2 separate regions of the Homo sapiens genome follow, and region 1 is linked to region 2. The links are chromatin contacts, found by Hi-C in ENCODE. All regions are on one chromosome and are shown on one strand. Each heading gives the region's core, a stretch centred on a gene start or an enhancer-like site at or near the end of the contact. The rest is flanking DNA. Distances are from core to core; before and after follow the strand shown.

Region 1 (4,836 bases), core at 924-3,423, 910 kb after region 2:
ACCTCTCATTAAGCCCTACCACACACTGAGGGTTAAATTTCAACACAACATTTGGGGAGGTCAAATTTCAACATGAGATTTGGAGGGGTCAAATTTCAACATGAGATTTGGAGGGGTCACATTTCAACATGAGATTTGGAGGGGTCACATTTCAACATGAGATTTGGAGGGGTCAAATTTCAACATGAGATTTGGAGGGGTCACATTTCAACATGAGATTTGGAGGAGTGAAATTTCAACATGAGATTTGGAGGAGTGAAATTTCAGCATGAGATTTGGAAGGGTCAAACAAGCCCAACTATAGCAGGTGGTATCTCATTGTGGTGTTGATGTGCATTTCCCTAATGATTACTGATGTTGAGCACCTTCTTATGTGCCTTTTGGCCACTTGTGTGTCTTCTTTGGAGAAATGTCTACTCAAAGTCCTCTGCCTCTTTTTGCCTTTTGAGGTAAAATTTACATATGATAAAGTGCACAAATCTTAAGTGTGCCATAAGATGAGTTCTGACAAATGCATCTCAAACTCTGTCGAGGTACAGAACATTATCATCACCCCAGACAGTTCCTTCAGATTCCTTCTCAGTAATCCACTCCCTCCACCCTCCAGACACAACCACTATCCTGGTTCTTAAAAGTCTGTCATAGATTCGTTTTGCCTGTTATAGAACTTTATGTGGATTTATACAGTATGTGCTCTTTCGCGTCTGGCTTCTTTCACTCGGCATAATGGTTTTGAGATTCACCCATGTTCATTCCTTTTGATCGCTGAGCAGTATTCTTTTCCATGAATAGGCCAGAGTTTCTTTATTCTTTTGTTGATGGACTGGACTGTTTCCAGTTTGGGGATATAATGAATAAAGCTTTTTAAGAGCTTATGTTTTATTATAACAAAAGCAAAATGTCATGAGCTTGAAGCCTTGATAAAAATCTCCCACCAAGCCTAATATCCTTTTGGATAGAAAAATAAACAAATCAATAAGTTCTGCCCTTTGTAGAGGGCTTATAATGTGCCAGGCCGTCTGCTGAGCGTTTTCCTTCCATCAATCATTCCATTTAATCCTCACAGCCCCATCTGCTAGATGAGTAAATAAAGGTTTACAGCAGGAAACTGACTTGCCCAAACTCTAATAGCCTGTGTGTGGCAGACCCTATTTTGCCTTTTGGGAAGTGCTGTGAGCATCAGTAGTTATCCCAAGGCCAAGAAAAGATGAGTATGGTGTTTTGCTTTCTCAGTTATCACACTTTATTACAATACTGATGTCATTTTTATTTGCCCTCTGTGATGAGCATTAATTATATTACGGGAAAGGGGAGAAAGCCAAGTATTGCAACTTTAGAAGTAAAGACCACTCCCTTACTAAGAAATCTTTGGAGACAGCAAGGAATTTTAAAAAAGTAATGGTACATGGGCCCGGTGCGGTGGCTCACGCCTGTAATCCCAGCACTTTGGGAGGCTGAGGTGGGCGGATCACTAGTCCAGGAGTTCGAGACCAGCCTGGCCAATATGGTGAAACCCCGTCTCTACAAAAAACACACAAAAAATTAGCCGGGCGTGGTGGCGTGTGCCTGTAGTCCCAGCTACTCGGGAGGCTGAGGCAGGAGAATTGCTCGAACCCAGGAGACAGAAGTTGCAGTGAGCTGAGATCGTTCCACTGACTCCAGCTGGGGCAAGAGAGCAAGACTCCGTCTCAAAAAAAAAAAAAAAAAATTAATGCTACATGAAAAAATTTCTATTACAAAATATTAGAAAATAATAAGAGCACCAAAAGATAAGTGCCTGATCAGCTTGCTATCCATATGTAAATGTAGATATGACCAAATTGGAAAGTTTTGGCAGAAAACTTGCAGAGGAAGGAAAGAAAGATTTATGACTAGTGTTTATCTACTGTCCGCGAAGTGCCAGGAAAGCCCCCTGCTGGGTAACTTACATATGTTTAACTCATTCCAGCTTCCCTGCAGCCTCAGCAGCCCTTCTCCCCTTGTTTTTTAGGAATGGAACTCCTGGCTTTTAGCTAAACTTGTGGTCTCCCAGAAAAAACATTTCTCGCAGCTTCCCTGATGGCTAGATTTGGCACGTGACTGAATTTGACCAATGGGATGTCAACTGAAGGGTCGCGTACAACTTCCAGGAAGGGCGTGACCTTAAAGGGGCTTGTGCCTTTCTTTGCCCCTTCCGCCTTCCGGATGGATGAAAGCAGAAGCAGTGGCTGGAGCTAGAGCAGCTATTTAGGACTATGAGATGGAAGAAATGTGGTGACAATAGCAGAACAAAAATATAGAAATCTTGGGTACTTGATGACCACGGAGCCGCCATACAAACTCTGGACTATAATTTCCAGAGACTGTTTATGTGAGAGAGAAATATACTTCTCCTGTTAGGCTACTGTTAACTCTGTGTTTTCTGTCAGTTCTGATATAGGAGGCATTGTCATCCCATTTTACAGACGAAGAGACGGAGTCTCAAGTTTCCATAGCTGGTGTGCACTTTAGTTCCTCAAGGACAATAATGCCCCACCCTTGAGGTTGGTTGATTCACTCAACTCCCAAAGTTGATAATGTTGAGGTGCCAAAAAAAGTGTCCCCTTCAGGTTTCACTCACTGGAGCTATGTCATGTGCCCACAGATACGGAAACATGCCACTAAAAGTTAGCCCTGGAGGGCCTTTAAGTCAGCTTTCAAAGAACAACAGATCTGGTTTTGTGACTCTGGGAAAATTACCATCCAAGCCTCAGTTTCTTCTTCTCTAAAATGGGAAGGATAGTAAAAGTACCTGCGACAGAGTTGTTGGGAGGACCGAGCAAGAGGCTGCACAGTGCCTGGCCCTGACCAAATGAACAAGTGGGAGTTTTTATTATTAGTCCCTGGGCTGGGCTGGAATCAGACCCCCTGGTTATTTCTTTTTCCATATCTTCCTTTCTGCCATTTTGGAGCTTCCCCCCTCCAGCCTCCGTCCCCAGACAAGATTAAACAAATGTCTCTTTTCTCCTTGCAGACTGTGCTCCCCAGGGCGCCCTCAGCTCTGTCCACACAAGTCCCTCCTATGATCAGCTGCACCCTAGGCTCAGCTGGAAAACAAAACATGCACTGCATGGTTGCCACATCCTAGCCATGGGCCTCAGTTTTCAAGCTCCAGGCAGTTTTAGCAAGAAAACTGATGTTCCTAAAATCAGGACTGCATTTCTTACATTTCCACTGCTGATTCTCAAAAAATGTTGGCACAAACAAACCCAAACCACGAGGCAGCAAAATTAGTCTTCAAAGCCCTCCTGTAAGTTAAACGCCCTCTCAAAGGTACCTGCAGAATCCACATTCAGGTCCCTGTGGGGCCGTCCTCTGTGGGTCTGCTTTGAGCTTTGAGCAGAGGAGGTTCCAGCACAACGCATCTGTCTGGGTGTGATTCTCCAGCCTCTGTTGTCTGTCAAATGAATCCTTCCTATATGATAATGAATACTGCACAGATTAATGCAGTGGATCCCCACCCATAGACCAGGAGGCTCTTTTGGGGAGACAGAGAGGTTTTGCGAGATGATCTTCAAACCCATCGATAAGCTTATTGTCCATGGACCAATCTCTTCTGTGTCTCCCACAGGGTTCTACCACTATATTTCAAATGTATATATTTTATATATATATATATATATATATATATATAGTCATTGTGATGAATAAATATAAATATCTATTTATATTATATATTTATATTATATATATTTATATTATATATTTATATATATATTTATATTATATATATTTTTATATATTTATATTATATATATTTTTATATATTTATATTATATATATTTTTATATATTTATATTATATATATTTTATATATTTATATTATATATTTTTATATATTTATATTATATATATTTTTATATATTTATATTATATATATTTTTATATATTTATATTATATATATTTTTATATATTTATATTATATATATTTATATATATATTTATATTATATATATTTATATATATTTATATTATATATATTTATATATATTTATATTATATGTATTTATATTATATATATTTATGTATATTTATATTATATATATTTATATAATATATATATTTATATTATATATTTATATTCATATATTTTTATTATATATTTATATTAAAATATATATTAAAAATAAATATATATAGTCATTGTGATGAATAAAATACTTCATTAAAAATAATTATGTAAGATTAGATAATCAATAGACACTAAATACACACCTACTATCCGCTAGGGTTAACCAACTCCTAGCTTAATGCCATTCAACAAGAACTTCCTAGAAATAGTCCCATAGCTAGTGACCCTCATGGTGGAGCTTCAGACAACAAAAACAAGTCAGGGAATGAATACTTGGAGGCCACCAGAGCATTTGGCCACCTTCAAACCACACTGAGATGGAAGCTTGGCTTGTGTGCAGTCCAGCTGAGAACTGGGCTAAGAACTGAGAAACAGCAACCCAAACCCTTGTGCCCAGAGAGCACAGCATGACCACCTCCTCCACTTCCCTAGTGTGGGAAGGAGTGTCGGGACCCACGTGCGTCAAGCACCCAGTGCCCAGCAATCACAACCACAGGCAGCAGGGAGATGAGGCAGAAGGGGTGAGGGATGTAGCAGTGGGAATGTGTGTGGGCAGGAAAGCTACTCACCCTCTCGTTTCAGCTACAGTTATCTAACTGCAAGCAACAGAAATCCACTCTGGGCAACCTAAGCCAGAAAGGAAGATAAATTGAAGAACCAGAACTCAGAAAGGGAAGAAGGGGGATTGTGGTAGAAGATACTTTGAGGGAGAGATGAATCTCTTCCAAACATTTTCTATCTGCCT
Region 2 (5,111 bases), core at 2,217-4,716:
ATGCCACCATGCCCAGCTAATTAAAAAAATTTTTTTTTGGTAGAGACAGTGTTTCTCCATGTTGCCCAGGCTAGTTTCAACCTCCTGGGCTCAAGCAATCCTCCTGCCTCACCCTCCCAAAGTGTTGGGATTACAGGCATTAGTTACTGTGCCTGGCCTCTCTTGGTAATTTTGACTATGCCACTCCTAAATATATGCCTCTTGGCCTCTGCATGAGAGAAGGTGGCCTTTGATGTGTTATTTCCAGCACTGTGGTTTACTTTAGCTTTTTAAATTGTTTCTTTCATAATTTCTACTATCATCCAGCGTCAGTGTTTCTAGCCTATCCTATTAAGGGTTATTCTTTTGTTTTGTTTTGTTTTGTTTTTTGAGATGGAGTTTCGCTCTTATTGCCCAGGCTGGAGTGCAATGGCACGATCTCGGCTCACTGCAATCTCTGCCTCCGAGGTTCAAGCTATTCTCTTGCTTCAGCCTCCCAAGTAGCTGGGATTACAGTGCCTGCCACCACGCCTGGCTAATTTTTTGTGCTTTTAGTAGAGTTGGGGTTTCACCATGTTGGCTAGGCTGGTCTTGAACTCCTGACCTCAGGTGATCTACCCACCTTGGCCTCCCAAAGTGCTGGGATTACAGGCATGAGCCACCATGCCCAGCCCCAAGGGTTATTCTTTTGATTTGGGGAACAGGGTTCCTTGGCCCTATTACCCACCACATTGTTCTCCACTCTTTGCATCCTGAGCATCTCCATCTGCATTTTTCACTCCTGAGTACTGGCAGAGATGAGCACAAGGGTAATGGGACTTGATGTAGTGACATTGTATCCACCACATGCTTAGAGAGGTTACATCCACCACAAGCTTAGAGATTCTGTATCCACCACAGGCTTAGAGAGGTTGTATCCATCATACAGTTATGTTGCATCCACCATACATCTAGAGATGTTGTGTGCACTATACAATCAGCAATATTGTGTCCATCATACATTTAATAATCACAAAGCCATTACATGGCCCACATTTCTGAGCACATCTTCCCTGAAAATTTTGACACGTAGTTCTAGGACATCACATTTTCCATGCACTGGTTCTTTTTCTTCTGGATGTCAAGCCCTCAGGTCCACATTATCTAGAAGGTGTTCTTTAAGGTAGTCCAAGAAGGAAATGGGTAAGAAATTTCCCAAAGGCTTTTAAAAGCAATACCTTGCTGACACTCATTGAAACTCATTTCAGAGAATTTGACGATGGTTTTTGGAAGCCATAAGCATTCCAGAAGAACAGAGTAGCTAGAAGTGCCCCCACCATTCATGTGTCCCAGGACTGACTGACAGTGGAAAAGCTTTATGTGTGTGTATTTTCCTTGCTGCCTGGTCAAGGTCTCCAATCAATAGTTTAAGACTTTTTCACAGTTCATTTTCGACCACCGAAGATTTCCTTTAACTTTCCTGCAAACTCAAATATGCATTTAAAAATAATCTGTTTCATTTTTGCAGGATATGGTTGAAACATTTTTCAGATTATCTAGTCTACCATATTGCCCCCCACCTTTTTTTAAATCAGGAATTTTATTTAAGTAAAAACCAATAACAACCTGGTTCTTCAATGGTATTCCTGCCATAGCTAAGACAAGCACTGAGTCCTTTAACTGACCTGCATCAAATTGTTTAGGGGAGATTTTTCCTTCTAGTTTGAGTGTTTAATGCTTTCTTTGCTGCTTATTTTCATTAAATATGGTAGAAATACTTTGAAATCTGCCCAGATTCCATCAGCCCTATTGGAGAGGCACCTGAGAAATGAAGATGATGTTTCTGACTCATAACTTTCTTTGACATAAGGGAACAATAGGAGTCAGAATATAGGATATACATTCCTCTATCTTCTACTCAATTGGTTCTCCAAGTGTGACTCAGACCAGGAGCATCAGCATCACCTTGGAATTTGCCATAAAATGCAGATTCTCAGACCCTATTCCATACCTACTCAATCAAAACTTCCAGGCATGGGCTCCAGAGATCTGTGTGTTCAAGCCTTCAGGTGACTCTGATGGCGTGCTTACATTTGAGACCCTCTGCTCTGGTCTGATCACCCAGAATCTCCCTTGGGAGAGCTACCTTGAAATTTCTGCTTATTTCCCCTGCAGCGTATTGAAGACTCCACGGTGGTTGTTTTGTTTTGTTTTGAGATGGAATCTCACTCTGTCACCCAGGCTGGAGTGCAATGGTGCGATTTGGGCTCACTGCAACCTCCGCCGCCCGAGTTCAAGCGATTCTCCTGCCTCAGCCTCCCGGAGTAGCTGGGATTACAGACACGTGCCACCATGCCCGGCAAACTTTTTGTATTTTTAGTACAGACAGGGTTTCACCTCCGCAGTGGTCATTAAAGCTTGACCACTAAATTGCCCTGGTTCTTCAACATGCACTAGGCAGGCTGGACCAGAAGCCAGGAGACCTGGCTCCCAGTCTCATTATCATTACTAACCAGTCCTGGAGTTTTCCCTCACCATGAAGATGGAATTTTTACCATCTGCTTTCTCTGCTTTGTGTGGCAGGAAGATAAAAAAATAATAATAATGGATATTCAAACGGTTTATATTGCATGTAAAATGCAATGTGGCATTGATTGTAGATCCCTTAATTCAGACAGATTTCCCCACGCAGACGCTGTGTGTCACAGGGGGAATGGGCAGCGTCACTTTTTACATCCAGTCATATTGTATGAAATTGCAACAAATTCAAAAAGATGCCATCGTGGGAGTGTGGTGAGTAAAAAACAGCTTTCATGAAACTCAAATCTTGAAAGTCAGATGCTTTCTGGGTCTTGTTTAACTGTAAAAGAGATAGATGAAGTATTAGAAATGGAGAAGGAAAGGGGGGAAAAGCCATCCATTTACTGCTTAAGAATGGCTCTGCTATTGCGATACCTAAGGTCACATGCGTAGCCACTTGGGTTAATGATACTCAGTTTGTCCACGGAGTGGCAGTAGCAACTGTCTGAGAATCAGTCTCAGCCGGGGTTCCTTCTGTCTATAGAAAGTGAAAGACAGACTGTTATTCAAATTCCATGTGCAAAAAAGCCTTCTTACATTAAATACCTGGGCATTTCAGGAAGAAGTTTTATTTGACTTAAACTGTGAAGGCAGTTTCTCATTTGAGGAAAAGAAAGATATAACGTGTTTCAGTTGAAATGTCAAGATCCTTTGATTGCACATTTGGTTTCCTAGGATAAATTATTCTAGCCAATGGAGCAGAAACTGGCTAATCAAAGGCACAGTGCACAGTTACACTTCTGTATATCATTCTCTTTTTTTAAAATAATAGCTGGAATTTTTTTTGAAAGTGAAATTACAATTTACCACCTCAACTCAGAGGACATATTAGCTTGATAACTTATTCACAGTTGCTGGTGAGTTCAGGCTTAAATCATCAGCTGTCACTCACAAGTGTTTACCCTTGAACTTTCCGAATGAGACATCAAACGTCTTGGTAGTGGGTGGGTTTAAACAAAGCTGCCCACGCGAGAACCATTGTGGAGCTTCTTGTTCCAGGGGCCGGTCACGGACAAGCTCATGACCAGCACACTCAGATGTGACAATCAGATAACAAGAGGCAAGAGAAGACTTTCTGGGAAATAAAAGATCATTTTTGTGATTTCTTTAAATTCAGATCATATAAATTAGGTGAAGATAGACATTATTTCTCCTGTTTATGTAAAAGAATTTAGACAATGAAGTCACGAAATTCATGAGAATAATTTAAAGACTGTTGGAACTTCCCAATGTTTTTCTTGGCATTCAGTCACTACACATAGAAATGTATACTATGCCGGTTCCTAATGACTTAGCAGTTCCCTCAGGCTTTGTTCCACAGGATGTGACATCTCCTCTGCCAACTTTTCCTGCCTCCTTTCCTAATCATAGGATTGCTATTCTCCCTGACAAGTAAAGAATGACAAGATATTTTATTAAAAAGATGTTTTATTTATCTTTTAAAGATTTTTTAATGTATGTATCTGCCTCTGAAATTATTAAGAATGCCTTAATAATAATCCCTCTCATTTTATTTCAGAAGACACTATTGTAATAGCATGGCTAGGAAGGAAACACAGCTAATTATTAAGATGAATCATTTAGCAAGGTGGGGAAAAATCCCTTGTGTGTAAAAATATCTAGTGATTGACATATTACCAAATTTACATGAAATAGATTTCCATGTAATTGAGACTGATTTTTCCTATTAGATGGAAAGAACCTTCCTGATCAGGACTGGTGTTGGGGGAATGTTTTCCTTATGAAATCAGAAGCAGAGCTTCTGTAGGGCCGTCCAAGATCAGGATGCTTACTTCAAGATGCCACTCTGCATCTCTCCCCACCTGCCAAGTGTTTCCTGTCTCCCAGATGCTTTCTATTGGCTTATTGTAAGGACTTTGACTTCTGCGCTACGTGAACTGGGGAGTCACTGGAAGAGTTTCAGAGGTGCACCTTGGTAGACTCAGGCTTTCTCTGGATCTCACTGGCTGCTCTTATGAGTCCAGAATGGAAGAGGATGAGGACAAATGCAGGGGGATGTTAGGAGACCACTAAGCAGGTCCCTGTCATTTCTCTCTCTGTGATTCCTTTTGCTGCCACTTTCTCCTTGTCCCCTTGGCTCCAGCCCCCTGCTGTCCTTGCTGTTTCTTGCACCCGCCCGTGAGGCATGCTCCTGCCTCAGGCTCTCTGCCTGCCGTGCTCTCACCTCGCAGACCCACGTGATTTCCTCCCGAACCCCCTTCAGGCCTCGGTCCAAACATCACCCTCTCATCGAGGTCTTCCTTGACCACACTGCTTAAAATTGTCCCCCTCGCCTCACCTTACCACCTTCACTGCCTCATTTCTCCTTTGTGCTTAATCACCATCTCACACAGTTATCCAGAGCACGAGCCCCACGAGGAAGGGTCTGTCTTGTCCACTGTTGGACCCCTGACACCTAACCCCTGGGGCTGGCCCACAGTTGGGAATTGCATGGCTGTCTGAAGCCAGCACCTTCCTGGTTCTGCTGTTCCCTGGAAGTGGGGTTCAGTACACCCCACGAGCCAAGGCCCTCATCTCAGAGGGCGTGCACATGGTTGCCTCAATTGTGCTTT

The links. Hi-C counts contacts between places; a loop is a spot of excess contacts on that map. Pooled maps may share reads with other maps.
Region 1: a loop to region 2 is called in a pooled map of heart right ventricle, with 2.4 times the contacts of the local background. The contact joins the promoter of LINC00690 here to the enhancer-like site in region 2. A Hi-C loop is called at or near these places in 2 of 168 maps with a recorded cell type or tissue (CD4-positive, alpha-beta T cell and K562) and 2 of 50 pooled maps.

Annotation. Positions count from the first base shown.
Region 1 is chr3:16,534,145-16,538,980 of GRCh38, forward strand. It overlaps LINC00690 (long intergenic non-protein coding RNA 690), which reads left to right and starts at 2,174. Exons shown (of 3, transcript NR_103843.1): 1 at 2,174-2,350. RefSeq lists a silencer at 1,519-1,714.
Region 2 is chr3:15,627,370-15,632,480 of GRCh38, forward strand. All of the region lies in intron 1 of BTD (biotinidase), which reads left to right. Among named protein-coding and RNA genes, the nearest start is that of BTD, 28 kb to the left of the region's middle. Within about 2 kb of position 3,467, at least 12 of the 41 ENCODE cell types and tissues checked have a DNase peak (open chromatin) inside an H3K27ac peak, as active enhancers do.